2 separate regions of the Mus musculus genome follow, and region 2 is linked to region 1. The links are chromatin loops, found by intact Hi-C in ENCODE. Cell type or tissue: left cerebral cortex. All regions are shown on one strand.

The links. A loop is a pair of places that touch in the nucleus more often than their neighbours do. Peaks named below come from ENCODE experiments on the same cell type or tissue, not always from the same donor. Only the 100,000 strongest peaks of a DNase experiment are listed, where the experiment ranks them.
Region 2: a loop joins it to region 1, with 5 times the contacts of the local background. A loop is called at or near these places in 2 of 42 quality-filtered maps.

Annotation. Positions count from the first base shown.
Region 1 is chr3:26,152,728-26,155,227 of GRCm38, forward strand. Nlgn1 (neuroligin 1) reads right to left here and starts at 1,259. Exons shown (of 6, transcript NM_001357096.1): 1 at 538-1,259. In left cerebral cortex, a CTCF peak has its summit at 1,289; DNase peaks (open chromatin) are centred at 94, 405, 944 and 1,281; H3K4me3 peaks cover 1,339 bases; H3K27ac peaks cover 1,269 bases.
Region 2 is chr3:25,142,598-25,145,097 of GRCm38, forward strand. It overlaps a transcript of Naaladl2 not described here. Among named protein-coding and RNA genes, the nearest start is that of Naaladl2, 360 kb to the left of the region's middle. In left cerebral cortex, a CTCF peak has its summit at 1,212; a DNase peak (open chromatin) is centred at 1,182; H3K4me3 peaks cover 2,118 bases; H3K27ac peaks cover 2,500 bases.

The DNA.
Region 1 (2,500 bases):
GCGACTGTAACCCTTTAGTGCCCGACCGAAAGAAGGAGGTGGTGGGGAAAGGCAGAAAGAAACAGAGGGTGGGAACATCGGAGCTTATGAAAAAGGCCATCCTCTTGCTGACTGCATCCCCAGCATTCCCCCAAGAAGCTTAGACAGCCTGGGAAACTGGGCCGAGGCAGCATAATGAAGACCGGAGCTCTCCCCCAACCCCCCAAGCAGGATTTTCTAAAGCACTGGCTGCCTCCTCTCCTTAAAGTATCTCTAAGAGAAAAATCTCCTGGTCCAAGAGGGATCTCCTTACTGAGAGATTTTTTTTTCCCCCCAAGGCAAAGTTGAGAGGCAGAAGGCTGCTTGGCTTCCCCACTGACGCCACAAAACCCAGGTTTTGAAGCTCGGTGCGAGCGGAGAGGTCGCGATGCCTGGGAGATGCGCGAGGTGGGCTTCCAGCCTGCTCGCCCCATTTCTCCGGCGCCGCGTCTGCAACCCCTTCCGCACAGTGATACCCAAACCCGCAGCCCTCTCCCGAGGAAAGAGGCACAAACTTACCCTCAGGAAGACACGTCCACCGAGGGAGCCCCCTCATCTTCCCCCAGTCCTCTTTCCATTATTCAAGGAGACAGTTTTACCAACACTTCCCGTCAAATTCAAGCCGAAACGGTCAAAGTATTTACCAGTTTGCAGATGCTTTCTTTTCAACCTCTGGAACTGGGTAATTCTTGTTTCAGAATTCAAGATGCTTCCTTTATTTATTTATTTTTTTTTTCTTTAAGCAGCCGCAACCCCAGATCCACCTCCCCCTCCCTCGTTATTCACCCACGGACACTTCCTAAACGTGTGGATTGATGCTTTTTTTCTCTCCAGATGCTGCCAGGATCCAGAATCCTGGAGAACCAAAGCCGCATCCGTGTAATTCCTACCATCAGGCAAGAAATACAAACGATCAAACAACGTTACTTCTTTGAGCTGCGATCAGATAATCCTACTAATCCAATAGATTTATCTCGATTGGAAATTGACCTCAAAGATGAATCCCCAGTGCTCGCGTCCAGTAGAACGATTCCGTAGCCCTATCCGGGTTACCGAAGGGCTGTGGTTTCTTTCTTTCCTTTCCTTTTCTTCTTTCCTTCCTGCCTTTTTTAATTTTTTAAAAATCTTTTTGGATTCTGGGTGCACTGCTCGCAAAAGAAAAAAAAGAAAGAAAGAAAAGAAAAAAATGCCGAGGACCCTGGTTTTCCCCTAATACAGGTTTCTACTCCAAATCGGTGCAGAATGAAAAATGATACAAAGGTACCCCTAGTGGCTCGCGGCGATATTGCAGGGAATTCACTTTTTTCCTCCATCCCCTCTTCACCTTTTCCACCCCCTTCTTGGTCCCCTGGCATCTAGGAATAACTTGCTGTTATAGTAACCAGGGTGCTGAACTCCAATCACTACGAGTAAAATGAAGCTGTCTACTAAACAGGTAGGATGGGTTTTGCCTTTTACTGGAAAACTGAAGGTCTTTTCGACATTTAAAGTTTTTCCCCAATAACATTTAGTAGCTAATATGTCAACTTAGGGAAGCACTATGATTTCAAGGAAATATATTTGTTTCCTAAACACCCATAGTTAGCAGTTAGCATGCACATGCGCTCACACACACACACACACACACACACACACACACAATTCTGTTCTTTTGAAATGTATTGTTTCAGAAAACCATTTAACCTTTTGTTTCCTTTGAATAAATATAATAAAGGATTATCTAGATAATATTTTATCATTTGGAATTTTAAAATATCTTCAATTAAATCTACTTTTTATCTGTGTGTATATGCATGCAGAAAGTTGCATGTGCAAGCACATATGCCAGGACCTATGTATGGAAGTCAGAGTATAACTTTCAGGAGTCTCTTCAGCTCCCTCTATTTAATGGACCCTGGGGACCTAAATCACACCTTCAGTTTGATGTCAAGCATTTTTACCCACTGAGCTATCTTGCCAGCTCTCATTTTGGAATGAGATTTATTTGGAATATATGTGTATGTTTATCATTTTACTCATAGATGTTCATGCACCTATGCACATGCTCCCTGTGTGTGCAGATGCCTAAGGAGGGCAGAAGTCATGCCCTAGAGCAAGAGAGATAGGCCTTTGAAAGCCATCCAGCAAGCATACTAAAATTTGGGTTATCTATAAAAGCAGTAAGCACCCTCATTGTGAAGCCATTTCTCCAACCCATTATCTTGGATTTTTTTATGTCTGCTCAGAAAAGCAGGCACAACGTCTGAGTGCAGAGAAAGGGCAACACCTGACCATCATGACCCAGGTTTCCTGGATGCTTTCTTGAAACCTTTAGAGTTCAGCGGCCTCTGCATCAGCACCAGGAGTTCTGAGAGATTCCAAAGAAAGGAATCAATGCTGTGAATTTCAGGCCTCTTTGGCAAAGCAGTATTCCGCATAGTCTCACAAACAGTGTCTATCAATAAGCCAGCAATCTTTTTAAAATGAAGATTCTAGGTCTTTA
Region 2 (2,500 bases), 1.0 Mb before region 1:
CATTCAAAAGCATGAATGTCCTAAGCCTACCAGCACACCAATGTCCTACAATATTCCCCAGCTCAGTAAATGGAAATTCTGTCTTAATAGCTAATTAGTGTCCCAGCTATAAATCATTGCTTTCATACAACACAGTTGCCCCCAACACAGTTACCAGCCTGATGTTTTTAAATAGATGTATCATTACTACATTCCCTTCTGTCAAAATACTCCAAAGGCCTTCCATATTACTTGAAGAGATATTGCAGTAGTTCAGTATACCATACTATCTAGCTCCTATGAGAAAGTTTAAAGTCATAGCCACTGCTCTCTCCTCAATTCCACTCTGGCCACACACACTTCTTTCCTTATCCTTGAACTCAGCAACAAGGCCTTTGTAGGCTTGCTATTGTGCTTAGAGAGCTCTGGACCTACACAGCCCATGGCTTTCTTCCTCACCTGTTAAAGTCTGTTGAAATATGTAGCTTTCTCTTGAGGATTTCCTTTATTAGCCATTTTAAAATACATAACACACAAACTTATTTTTCTTGTTGTATACGCTTCCTACTAGAATGTACAGCCCAAAAAACCAAGAATGTCTGCTCTATTCTAATGACTAGGGCAGTGTTTGGTAGGTAGTAGCAGTATCTGTTAATTCTACGTATAAGCAAGAATCAAGCTCTCCATGTGTCCTAGTAATGCTTTATGTAACTGATAAATTATATAATTCACTCGTACTGGAATTCTGAGAAAAATGCCCGGAATACTCTATGTGGTATCAGACTGCATTAGATAAAGCAATTGTATTTCTGAGAAATTCTGAAGTCAGAGATAACTGCTGATAGTAAAAAGGGGTGTCGGGGGGCGCTAAAAATCCCCTTTCCATGAAGAATTTCTGAGGGATAAAAAGAAAAGAGGAAACCCCTGCTTAACTACCAGTTTAAAATCCAACCTTTCCTTCGGATCTCCTTTCCCCTGCTACCACTGGGGATGGGTCTGCTATCCTGGGACTCAGGCTGATGCCTTCAGCACAAAGAGCACCCAGGGGGGCAGGGACAGAATTTTGCATCCTATTCCCATCGCTGGTTAGCACAGAATGTCGCTCGTGGCTGACTGAAGTAAACACTGCGAGTGCCTCGCTGCGAGAGAAGCGGAGTTTCCTAAGTTTCTTCGCAGCTCGGCTGGACTAACGTCTACCCATTAACTTAGTTCAGGGTTGAGCGCCCCTAGGGATGCGGGGCCCTAAGCAGTGCAGGGAGGCCGGGCGGGTGATGGGGATGCTCGACACCCGACGGCCACTCGGGGAAGACAGCGCGACATTCCGCGGGTGGCGGAAGCCGCGGTCCGTCGGGCTGCTGCTTGCTGGCGTCCCCGCGCCAGGGTCGCCAGCGGCTCGGAAGCGCGGAGGCAGGCCGCGGACCAGCGGGCGCGCGCCCGGCCTCGCCCCATCGCCCCGCGGGCTCCCGCGGACTCCGCGGCACGGGGACGGGGACTCGCGTTACCTGAGCGGCGCCGCGGGTCTGCGGTACGGCGGCCGGCGGGGCCTGTTTTCGGCAGCCGTAAAGCGCGGGCGAGCGGCGACCCCCACCTCGGCGGGCGCCTCGGGCCGAGCGTCGCCTCCTCGCGGGTGTCAACCAGGGCCAGCGCTGGGCTGGCGGCTGAGTCACGGGAGCCGCGCTGCCAAGGCCGACCGAGGGCCGCGGGAGGGTGAAGCGAGCGGCCCGAGCGCGGGAGGAGGGCTCTCGGGGACGCCGCAGCACCGGACACTTGGCCCCAGGGCGACCCCCGAGAGATTGACGCCCTCCGTGCGATTTCAGCCCCTGTTTATCGTTTGCGCCCTACGAAAGGTTTAAAAGATAAAAAGAGCAAAGTTGTCTAGGCCAGGTAGGCAAGTTCAAAACTGTGCCTCGGTTTCTCAAATAGTTCAGAGATTTTTAAAGAGAGGAAACATAGCTGGGACACGGTTAGGTGGCCCAGACCAGGGTCTTAGGTACAAGCCTGGCATGGCAGAAACTGAAATGTCCCCGCACTCTGGAGGGGAGGTAGAGGCAGAAGGATCTGAAGGTCGAGGTGATTCGTGGGTCACATAGGGAATTCGGAAGCAAGCTGGCGTTCATGAAACCCATCTTAAAATAATCGGAGAAAATAAAGACTGGCATAACATGGGCCTGTTTTAAAAGGAAGTTACAAAAGTGAAGAAATGATTGTTTTGTACAAGTGTGGAAAATTACATAAAAGTCACAGTGGAAGGTAGGAAAGCAGATACTAAGAGAAGGAGTTCAGTTAGAGAGGGAGGAAGAACTGAGTAAGGAAAGGTAGCCCATGAGCCACAGAGAGAAGGATGCACAGAGCCTAGCAATGTATTTACTTGCTATTTAGAAATTCCTGACAAACTCCTTCCAGTGAGCTTGATTGTTTAAATATGCAAACAGATAAACAACTGCCTGCAAATGAGCCCCACATGAAGAGTCGTTGCTCCAGTGAATGAGTTCTGGCAGCTCTGCAAAACGAGGGTATTCTT